Linked DNA regions of Homo sapiens: region 1 is linked to region 2. A link is a contact called in ENCODE Hi-C or POLR2A ChIA-PET data. All regions are on one chromosome and are shown on one strand. The core of a region is the stretch at or near the end of the contact, and the rest is flanking DNA. Distances in the headings are between cores, read along the strand shown. Region 1 overlaps LOC105372790 (a long non-coding RNA gene). Region 2 has its middle 24 kb from the start of LINC00310.

Region 1 (5,538 bases), core at 2,542-5,041, 160 kb after region 2:
GCTTTTTGAATTTCATATAAATGGAATCTTTCAGTACACCTTCTTTTGTGCTTGGTTTCTTTCACTCAAAATCATTTTTGGAGATTTCTCCATGTTGCTCCATGCAGCCAAGGTTCATTTGTTTTCGTGGAGTTTCTACCTTGTTGCCCAGGCTGGAGTGCAATGGCGCAATCTTGGCTCACCGCAACCTCCGCCTCCTGGGTTCAAGTGATTCTCCTGCCTCAGCCTCCCGAGTAGCTGGGACTACAGGCATGTGCCACCACGGCCAGGTAATTTTGTATTTTTTTAGTAGAGACGGAATTTCTCCATGTTGGTCAGGCTGGTCTCAAACTCCTGCCCTCAGGTGATCCGCCTGCCTCGGCCTCCCAAAGTACTGGGTGTGAGCCAGCTACTGTATTTTATTCAGTAAATACACCACAATTTATTTATCCATCCTACTGTTAAGGACAATTGGGCTGAGTAAATTCTGAGGCTGTTGGGAGCAGCTCTGCTTTAACTGTTCTTGTCCGTTTCTTGGTGCCCACGTGCATGCATTTCTATTGGGCACATATCTAGGAGTGGAATTGTTGGGTCATAATATACGCATATCTTCTACTTTAATAGAGAATGCTAAACTGTTTTCTCAAAGTGGCTATGTCAATTTATTCTCTTACCAGCCATGTATGAGAATTCCCTTTGCTTTACATCCTCACCAACAGTTATTATTATCAGTCTTTTTAGTTGTAACCATTATGATGGATGCATAGTTGAATCTCATTGAAACTATAAGTTCTCTGATTTCTGATTTATAGGTTTATTAATCTGGATAGCCTGTTTTATGAAGTACCCATCCCAGTGTCTTGTCCCTTTTTCTACTGGGTTATCTTATTCTTACTGGCTTGTAAGAGTTTTGTGTGTGTGTGTGTGTGTGTGTGTGTGTGTGTGTGTGTGTGTGTATTCTGAATAGTTGCTTACCTTTTCACCCTCTTACTGTCATCTTTTAATGAACAAAAATTCTTAATTTTAGTGAAATGTAATTTTTTTAATAGTTAATATATTTTGAGCCCTGTTTAAGAAGTCTTTATGTACACTAGAGTAGGAAGATATTATACTACGCTATCAACTAGAAGTTTTATTTTACCTTTCACATTTAGATCTGCAATTCACCTGAAATTGAATTTTACATATGGTGTGAGATAAGGATCAAGTTTAATTTTTTTCCATATGGATATCCAGTAGTCCCAGCACTATTTGTTGAAGAAAACTTTGTGAAATATCGAGTGTCAAAATACGCATGAGTCTGTTTCTAGATTTCTCCCTTCTCTTTGATTGATCCATTTATCTACTTATGCATATATATATATATATATATACTATGTAAATGGCTGTGGTTTTATGATAACCTGATATCCAGTAGAGCAAATCCTTCCATCTTTTTATTCTTCTAAAAAGTGTTTTGCTATTTTGGGCCCTTTGAATTTTTATACCTGTATGTTCTTTTGGATATTTTACGTATACTATGATACCATCTATGAATAATGAGTTTTATATTTTCCTTCCCACTTCATATATCTTTCATTTCATTTTATTGCTTTTCTTCGTTTGTCTAGGAGATTCAACACAATGTTTAATAGGAATGAGAGTGGACATCTGTATCTTATTCTCATTTTCAAAGAGAAACCTGTCAACATTTCACCATATGTTTGCCATAGGTTCCCCCAGATAACCTTTATAAGATTAAGGAAGTTCTCTTCCATTAAGAATATTTTTTATGAACGACAAATTTTATCAAAAGCTTTTTCTGCATCTCTGGGATAGTCATAGTTTTCTTTGTTTTGTTAATATAGTGAAATGCATTGATTAATTTTCTAAAGGTATTCTTGGAACAAATTTAATTTGGTCATGATATCTTTTGCATAGCTAGATTTGGTTGGCTGGTGTTTGTTTGGGATTTTTGCTTCTATGTGCTAGAGTCTGATTGTCTTGAATTTTCCTCTCTTGTAATATCTTTGGCAAGGTTACGCTTTCTTCATATGTCAGGTTCTGGGGAATTTATTTTTTTCTTTTTTCTGGGGCTATTTGTATAAGACTGGTGTTATTTCTTCCCTAAATGTTTATTATACTTCGTTGCTGAAGACTTCAGGGCCTGGTTTTTTGTTTTTTGTTTTTTGGGGGTTTTTTTAATAATTAATTTAATTTCTTTACCAATTATTCAGATTCAGATAGTCTGTTTTTCTTAAATCTATTTTGATAAGTATTGAGTTTTTCAAGGAATGTCCCATTTCATTTTTTGCATAAAGTTTCAAGATCTCCTTATCTTTTTGATACCTATTGGATCTGTAGTGATGTCCATCTTTGAATTTCTGACTCTTTGTTCTACTTTAAAGATAATCAGGCCTGAATCTTTACTGTCACACAAAAACCCTTTCCTTGTTTCTCTCGTCAGTAAAGCCAGACTTCACTTTGCCGCCTTTTCAAGCCACACGCATCCATCAAGGCTCTGCACAAGGTTTCACAGTCTCCATGTATATTTGATGACTATCTCATCCCTCACTTATTTCTCTCTTCTCTGAACATCTATTATTTTTATCTCTGCATTCTAATTTTTTCTTGATTATATACTTTTAAATTTTATTGCTTTGTCCAATCAAACTATATGTTTTCTGAGGGTAAGGACAAATATGACACTTCCAAATTTCTCATAGCACATGAATGGTCATAGTTACACAGAAGAACTCAGTCAAGAATGCTGATAGAGCAATAATAGATTAATCCTACAGTACATATAAACTCAATATTGCAGAAATGTCACAAAAAGAAGCTCTGAAAGGTTTGTTGATAAAACACTAAGATAATATCCTAAGATAGGAAAAATCAGGGCACAACTGAAACTGTTCACCAGTCAACCCTTGAATAATAAAGAAGTATTACCCTTTTATACCAGCCTCCATTGTAGTCTCTGCTGTTATAAAAATTAAGGTGTGCCAGCCGGGTGCGGTGGCTCACACCTGTAATCCCAGCACTTTGGGAGGCCAAGGCAGGCAGATCACAAGGTCAGGAGATCCAGCCCATCCTGGCTAACATGGTAAAACCCCGTATCTACTAAAAATACAAAAAAAAAAAAATTAGGCGAGTGTGGTGGCGGGTACCTGTAGCCCCAGCCACTCAGGAGGCTAAGGCAGAAGAATGGCATGAGCCCGGGAGGCGGAGCTTGCAGTGAGCCGAGATCGCACCACTGCACTCCAGCCTGGGCAACAAAGCGAGACTCCATCAAAAAAAAAAAAAAAATTAAGGTGTGTGGTTGGGCATGGTGACTCACGCCTGTAATCCCAGCACTTTGGGAGGCCAAGGCGGGCGGATCACCTGAGGTCAGGAGTTCAAGACTAGCCTGCCCAACATGGTGAAATCCAGTCTCTACTAAAAATACAAAAATTAGCTGGGTGTGGTGGCGCATGCCTGTAATCCCAGCTACTTGGGAAGTTGAGGAAGGAGAATTGCTTGAGCCCGGGAGGTGGAGGTTGCAGTGAACCGAGATCATGCTACTGCACTCCAGCCTGGGCAACAGAGTGAGACTCCGTCTTTAAAAAAAAAAAAAATTGAGGTGTTAACTTAATATACGTACATATTAAAAGTGAAACTATGAAGTCACAGAGTATTTATAAAAACTGTAGAGAAGGAAACAAGCAAAATGAGATTAAAATAGAGAAGAAAACTACTTTTAGCAGGACCTAAGAAAAACCCCACCTTTTGTTACAAAGTCTGACGAATATTGTCCAGATATAGTGCAACATGCACTAACTTGAAGACAACTCCAGGAGCCCCTATACAATTCTACAGTGAACAAGTCTAGTGCAATGCGACAGGTAAACCCATTTGGAGAGCCATTGGAAATAGAAAGACATAAAGACATTGGGAATACTGCAGAAAACATGAGGAAACTCAAAAATTCCTAGTTTTCATCCTTATTTATTTTTCTGAAGATTTTACATTCAAAATGCAACTTGCTATGCACATAGAGAATATCTCTCAGAAAAAAAATTCTAAAGTACATCAAAGCAACTTCAATTGGGGCACTGAAGAGCAAAATGAACACTTCTGAAATTCAATGTACAAATAACTTTTAATGTACAAATAACTTTTAAAAATTCTCCAAAAATGCAAACCAAAGAAATAGATATTTTAAGACTAAGATATGAGACATGAGACGCGATCTAAGAGTCAGCCACTTAAGTGAGTTTCAGTAGCAATGTCACTTAGAAGAGAAGCCATAATGCAAAAAATAATAAAAGAAAATTTCCTTTCACTAAAGAAAGGAAATAGCCGGGCACAGCGTTTACATCAAAAGGACCCACCAAACACTCGGCAGGAATACTAAAGAAGAGAGCCAACAAAACATGTCATGGTGAAATTCCTGAATCTTGAAGATGAAGAGAAAGTTCCATACACTTCCAAACAAAAACAAAGGACTACGTATTGAGAACATTGACCAAATTCTGAGGTAATTCTAGAAATCTCTTCCCATCCAAACTGTGATTCATGTGTGATTGTAAAAGGGAGACAGGTTTGGACATATAAAAATGAAGATTACATGTTTCTTCTGAAGAAGTTACTTAAACTTCTAAAAAGTTCTGAAGTTACTGAAGTTAAAGTTCTGAAGTTAAACTTCTTCTGAAGAAGATTACGTATAAAGATGAAGACCCCTTGTTTCTTCTGAAGTTACTTAAAGGGTAATCCAATAGAAATGCATCAGAGTAAGAATAACCAGAAAGGGAAGGTTTTGTGTATTCTAAATATAATTATTAGTTTGGTGCAAAAGTAATGGCAAAAACCATTATTTTAATGGCAAAAAACTGCACTTACTTTTGCACCAACCTGATAGCTCACATTTATTGAGCATTTACTATTGGTCAAGCATGTGATAATCAAAGAAAAAGACTTGGAATGCAGGAAAATAGAACATTCATTATTTTTTACCCTTTCTAAGAATAACCAAATTAAGAAAGAAGAAGCAGAATAAAGACATCAAGGAAAAAAGTCCAGTGTGTAATTGTAATAATAATAGCCAACATTTATTGTGGATTTACTCTGATTCAAGTACTATTCTGAACAAATCTAGATATAGTGTCTCATTTAATCACTCCAACATCACCATGGAGTAAGTATTATTATTATTATCCCTATTACACAGATTAGAAAACTGAGCTATAATAATAATTTGGCCAGATGCAGTGGCTCACGCCTGTAATCCCAGCACTTTGGGAGGCTGAGGTGTGCGGATCACCCGAGGTGAGGAGTTTGAGACCAGCCTGGCCAATACGGCAAAACCCCATCTCTATTAAAAATACAAAAATTAGCCGGGTGATGGCGTGTGCCTGTAATCCCAGCTACTTGGGAGTCTGAGGCAGGAGAATCGCTTGAACGTGGGAGGCAGAGGTTGCAGTGAGCTGAGATCATACCACTGCACTCCAGCCTGGGCCACAGAGCAAGATTCTGTCTCAAAACAAACAAAAAAAATAGGAAGGCCAGTGTGGCTGGAGTGAAGATAATGCAAAGAAAACA
Region 2 (6,064 bases), core at 3,543-6,042:
AAATTCAGTTAGACAATATAATGGGAGAAAAGACTTCATTTACGAAAGCACTAACAAAGATAAAATATTTAAAAATAAGTTTAAAAGAAACATGGAAACTGACATTAAGAAATCTTTTAAACACTCAGAACAACAACAAAAAGACTTGAAAAATAAAAATCCCCATCATGTTCTTAGGAAGACTTAGCTTCGTAGGGATGTCAATTTCCCTTAACTTATAAATGTTAACATATAACTGTTATCCCAGTAAAAGAAGTTTTTATCTATACAAAGTGATTCTAAATTTTACATGGAAAAATAAGAATAGACCAGCTATTTCTGATAAAATAAATGAGGAAGTTATACTATATATTAAAATATATTTAAAATCTTCAACAATTAAAACATAGTAGTGGCATATTACTTATTAGACGGACATATAGCACAGAATTGAAACCCTGGAAAACATCCAAATCATGCAATGATTTTGTTTAGGATTAAGATGGCACTCAACTACATGGGGAAAAGACAGATTATTCAATAAATGGTGTTGATAACCACCACTTTTGGATTTTGAATATGGGCTTCACATTTATAGTAGAATAAATTCTGACTGGGTCAAAGATTTAAATGTAAAAAGAAAAAACATAATACTAAAACAAAAATGGGAGCATGAGGAAGGCCTTGCTAACTACAACTCAAAATCTAGAAGCCACGAAATAAATGGTGAATAATTTCAACTGCATGAAAACCAAAAGCTTTTGCATGGCAAAAAGCAATTGAAAAAGAAAAAAAAAACACCCTAAGCAAAATCAGTAACAAATGACAAAATGAGGAAGATGTGTAACTCACATCACAAAGGATTAATTTCCCTAGTATATAATAAGCTTCTGCAAATTGATGAGTCAAAAGGCAAACAAACCAATAGAAAAGTGGGCATGGATATGGAGAGCTCACAATGAGAAACATACAAATTAAAACCATACTGGTTTTTTCAAATTTATCGAATGGCAAAAATCCAAAAGTTTAAAAGCCAAGTCTGTTGGTAAGCTTTGAAACATAGGCACTCTCTCTGATACATTGCTGCTGAGAGCATAAATTGGCATACCCCCTGTAAAGGCTAATTTGGCAACATCTGTCCACATTAGAGATGCATTTACCCTTTGACTCAGCAGTTTCACTTCTAGGAATTTACCTTATGCATAAACATAATTGTGTGCTGAACGAAGAATTGCAGTTGTCCACAGCAGCATTGTTTGAAAGCAAAATACTGCAGACAACTTAAATGTCCATTTCTAGGGGATTGTTTGGGCATATTTTAGACAGCAAGAAGCACTAGTAAAGAAAAATGAGGAAATGGTTTATGTACTATGATGAAAAGATCTCTAAGATGCACTGTCAACTGAAAACAGTGAGGTAAGGAACACTGTACTGTGTATTAGCAATCAAGTAGAAAAAGAGTTGGGAGTGGGGGAAGAACATATTCCATGTGCTTGTATGTGCAAAAATCCCACAAAACTCTAGAAGGATAAACAACAAATTAATAACAGTGGCTATGCCTTTAGGGTGGGGGATAAGAATTGGGCAGATGGGGGCCGGGCACAGTGGCTCATGCCTGAAATCCCAGCACTTTGGGAGGCTGAGGTGGGTGGATTACCTGAGGTCAGGAGTTCAAGACCAGCCTGGCCAGTATGGTGAAACCCCGTCTCTACCAAAAAGACAAAAATTAGGCGGGCATGGTGGCAGGTGCCTGTAATCCCAGCTACTTGGGAGGCTGAGGCAAGAGAATTGCTGGAACCTGGGAGGCAGAAGTTGCAGTGAGCCAGGATTATGCCACTGCACTCCAACCTGAGTGACAGACTGAGCCTCCGTCTCAAAAAAAAAAAAAGAAAGAAAGAAAAGAATTGAGCAGATGGGAAAGGACACTTTTCACTGTGTAATGTCTTATACTTGTTGATTTTTTTAACCATAAAATGCATTACTTATCCAAAAAGTTAAATAAATAAAACGTTCAGCTATGTGAAGGAAGCATAGGACAATATCCCTCTCTCTCCCTTTCCTTACCCCAGAGCAGCCTGGCTCCTGCAGAGCTGAGGAACTGAGCACGTGAGGTTGTCTTGGTTTCACAGAGCCTGGAGTGGGCATAGCTGAGTCCCTGAAGGTTACACGACTTGCTCAGGCCTGTCCAGTGAAGTCAAGGGCAGTTCCAGAGCTGGAAGCACAGGGCTGGGACGTGGCCTCTGGTCTCCTCCAGTGAGGAGGCAGGTGCCCAGGGGCAGGGTGCTTCTAGATGGCCCCCAAAGGAGCCCACCATTGCTACATTCTAGAGCAGCTGAAAGGGAGCCCAGGGCCGGCCAGCCAGCTCCGCAAAGGATTCTGGGTGATGAGGCATTGTGGGATTTTCTGAAATGACTTCATGTCATTTCTCTACCCCAGATCACCCTCCTCGCCTGGTGAGAGTTGAGAGGTCTCAAGCAGGATTCCAAAACCGAGAAGGGTCAGAGACTGGGAAAGGAAACTGGCCTCTCCAGCAGGAAGAAGCTGCCCCCAGGCCCTGGCCCCAGGATCTTGACTAGCCTATTAAAGACATGAGACTGAGGCCTGGACACTGGATTCCATTTTTTAATTTCCCTGGGGGAAACATTCCACACAGCAACCAGCAGGGTCATTTACTTCTTCAGGAGGCCTTTTATCACCCTGTGGCTGGAGGACCATCTGCAGCAGCCCCTGCTGTGCGCTGGCAACACTGAGCAGCATGTGCGCGGCTGCCAGGGGCTGCTGGCCACCTGGGCCTGGGTAGGAAAAGGACTTAATTAGCCACAAAGAGCTCCCTGAGTATGCAACTCAGAATCACTCAGTCTGTTCGCAAACAAGTAAAGCACCTACCATGATCCCAGCATAGTCCCGGTTGCCCCTGGGGTTCCCAAAACCCCAGCCTCCCTCATGCTTCTAGGCCCTCCACACAATGCAGCGAGTGACACGAATAGTCTTGCATTGGTCACTAACTGCCTTTTGCAGCTAAATTCTATTCACAGCAAGTCTGTGGCCTCCCCAAAGCTAAGGATCCCTGTTATATCTCCGGATATTCACAGAGCTCCCAGCGCAGCCGAGAACACACAGCCAGCCCTGCAATAAATGCTTGTTGGTTGCCTGCCAGGATCCAAGCTAAAAATGGAGTTGCCTTACGGCCAGGTAAGACCCAAGGCAGAGCTTCAGTCGTGCCCCCCCCCAGCTGTCAGGAACACTCACTGCAAAAGTCGGCCCTTCAGGTCACCTTCAAGGCCCTACAAACTCTATCCGGACCTGCCCCCCCATCAGCCTCTGACCCTGGCACTCATACCCCTCCAAGGACAGTGCCGGCCTTCCTGTTCCTCCAACAGGAAAGGCCACCGTCTCCCCTCAGACCCACTGCACTTGCTGGCTGCCCACTTCTAGAATGTTCTTCCCCTAGAAATCCATGGAGCTCACCCCCCCATCTCCCTGTCAGGTCTCTGCTCAAAGAGTATCTTCTCCATGAGGCCTCCTCATCACCCTATTCTAAAGCACTCTCACCCCGCATTTCCCCATCCCCCTTTCCTGCTTTCTTTTTCTCTATATCACTTACCACTGCCTAAACAGGAAAAAAAAAAAAAAGATTTTTCCTATTTATTTTATCACCGGTCTCCTCCAATCTAAGCTTTCTAAGAGCAGAGCTTTTTGTGTTTTGTTCAGCTGTGTATCCCTCCAGGCACAGAACAGGGCCTGGAGGGTTCAACAAGGCCCTCCAGGGCCTTGAGTAGGTGCTCAACAAATATTTACTGAATATATTAATATATGTATTGATTGATTAATTTAGCTGGGGCTCTTTCTTGAAGTTAATCGAATTAAAACAACATAGATTTTACATTGCTTGTGCACATGGATGAAAAACAGTTCCCTATACTTCTTTACTGTTTCATAGACGTAGTTTTATTTTATTTGGGTCTCACTAAAGACCTTACTCGATTAGATGGGGCAGAAATGGTTATGACCTTGATTTTACAGAGGCGAAAACTAAGACTCTGAAGGGTGAGATTTCCCCAGGACCTTCAACTGGTCACTAGCAGAACCGGGGCATCCAGGTTTCAGGTCCCATGTGCTGGGCTTTGTTTACTAAACCTCAGGGCTTTAGACTCAACCTCAGGGCTTCTCCGTGGATTCTTGCTGAAGCTTCCTACTTTGTTTCAAGAACCTGTATTTCCCCCTTTCTTTCTCTTCCCTCCTCCCAGATAGCTTGGGGCCCACAGTTCCCCACCCCTGCCCGATGCAGATGGCAGAAGAAACCATTGTAAGTCTCCTCGAGCTGAGCGCTGTGCACCAGGTCGCATTCTAAATTTTTGGACTGCGTTCACCAGGGTCTTTCACATTTGCAAGGAGCAGAAACAGGCCTGGATCCTCTGAAATAACAGGGAGGTATTGCCATAATTCACACAGAGTTAAGAAAGATAGGATTTCCTAACACAGACCAACCTCGCGGAAAAGCTGCGGCCCCAGCTCCGGGGACTGGAACGCAGGCTCGGGGCGCCTCCCCCTTCCCTGGCTGGCAAAGTCCTGTCCTCCATCTCGCCTCCATCCCCTCCTCCCCTGCGCTGGCAGAATGCGCAACGTGTCCCTTCTCGGTGGCCCTGGAATTTTCTGTGCGTCTCTGAATCATGGCACCGGTCTTGCTCCATTGGTTTTGACTGCTGGTCTTGGTCTCCTTCGTCCACCTTTGCGAACTCATCACCCTTTGCTCTCTAGGACCCACCGGCCACTTCTAAAAGGGCACCATAGTTCATAGGTGGATTGATCTAGAAAGGTGCCTCCTTCATTCTCCCCCACGATTTCTGGGTTGAAAGCCTGGTGGAGGCAGGGGGACAATTACAGGCAGGATTTATAACTTGGGTGGGCAAGCGTGGGGGTGGAGGACTGTGGCCTCTTTCTCTCTCTCTCTCTCTCACACACACACACACACACACACACACACACACACACACACACACGGAGGGAGGGAGAATGTCACCATTTGTCCCCCAGCTCCATTCCCCACTCCGCAATGATACAAGCATCGCCTGCTTTCTTTAATTTGCTTCAAGAGCTTTTGGTGCAGAGAGGTGGGAGAACAAGGGAGACCCCAACTTGTCGCACGGCGACTCGTGGCAAAACGCCTGGACCCCGGGGCGGTTTCGCTCAGCTCTTCCCCAGCTGGTGGCCACTCGGCGGCCGGGCTGCGGCATTCCGAGCGCGCGATCCCGCCAGGGCCGCCACCGAGGGCAGCGCCGAGAGCATGGAATTTTCCACCGCTCAGCCGAGTTTGCAGAATTGCGTCTCATTGGCCGAGCGGAGGTGTCTGTCCCCGCGTGGGTGCGGAGATGAGATTAGCCAGGAGCCCTCCTCAGTGGGCTTTGCAGGGCTCTGATTAATCAGGTCAGCGGGGCCAGGGAGGGGAGTAGAGGGCGGGTGGGAGCCTGTTTTCTAACCCAGCTCTGCTGCAGCCTTTGGACGTCCCCTCGCTGCACGGAAAGTGCGCCAGGGAGCTGGAAACAGTCGACAGCAAACCTTAGAATTTACCTCTTCATCGTAAAATCCCCCCAGAAACCACTGCAAAATAAGATTATCAAGCTAAACCCTGCCCCCTCCCTCACCTCCTCTTAATCTCCCTCATCCCCCAGTTAAGCCGGAACTAAAACCAGGACCTTACTCTCTCCTGTCCCTGACATTTAACCCCTTAAATTATCTTTCTGCAGTGACTTTCACAGATCCCAATCGCGACAGTGATTCAGGACCAAGTCAGTACTCCCCCACCCCCAGGGTCGAACAAGAAATGCAGAAGGTGGCAGGAAATTAGAACTAAGGGGAGTGGACCTTATTGTGCAGGCTGAAATGCCCACCTTCAAGTTAAAAGATGCAGCAAGACAAGACGCCTGGCTCAGCAGCGTGTTCAAATAGAGTGTTGGCTTAATGGAATTTATGTGTGAGCCAGTCGTGTTGATTTTTGATTTAAAATAGCCCCTTGTTTTATTTGCTCCTGGAGTGACTGCATTAGGAAGCTCCTTTCTGAAAGCTATGGTTAAATCTGCCACAAAGG

The links. A loop is a pair of places that touch in the nucleus more often than their neighbours do. ChIA-PET counts read pairs that join two places held with the same protein, here RNA polymerase II (POLR2A). Pooled maps may share reads with other maps.
Region 1: a loop to region 2 is called in a pooled map, with 2.1 times the contacts of the local background. The contact joins two enhancer-like sites. A Hi-C loop is called at or near these places in 1 of 168 maps with a recorded cell type or tissue (endothelial cell of hepatic sinusoid) and 6 of 50 pooled maps. POLR2A ChIA-PET finds 5 or more read pairs at or near these places in 1 of 52 experiments (WTC11).

What each region holds. Positions count from the first base shown.
Region 1 is chr21:34,045,229-34,050,766 of GRCh38, reverse strand. The region is part of intron 3 of LOC105372790 (a long non-coding RNA gene); the gene reads right to left. Among named protein-coding and RNA genes, the nearest start is that of MRPS6, 26 kb to the left of the region's middle. RefSeq lists an enhancer at 3,547-3,596. Within about 2 kb of position 3,791, at least 3 of the 41 ENCODE cell types and tissues checked have a DNase peak (open chromatin) inside an H3K27ac peak, as active enhancers do.
Region 2 is chr21:34,201,304-34,207,367 of GRCh38, reverse strand. No RefSeq gene overlaps it. Among named protein-coding and RNA genes, the nearest start is that of LINC00310, 24 kb to the right of the region's middle. RefSeq lists an enhancer at 2,713-3,711. Within about 2 kb of position 4,792, at least 24 of the 41 ENCODE cell types and tissues checked have a DNase peak (open chromatin) inside an H3K27ac peak, as active enhancers do.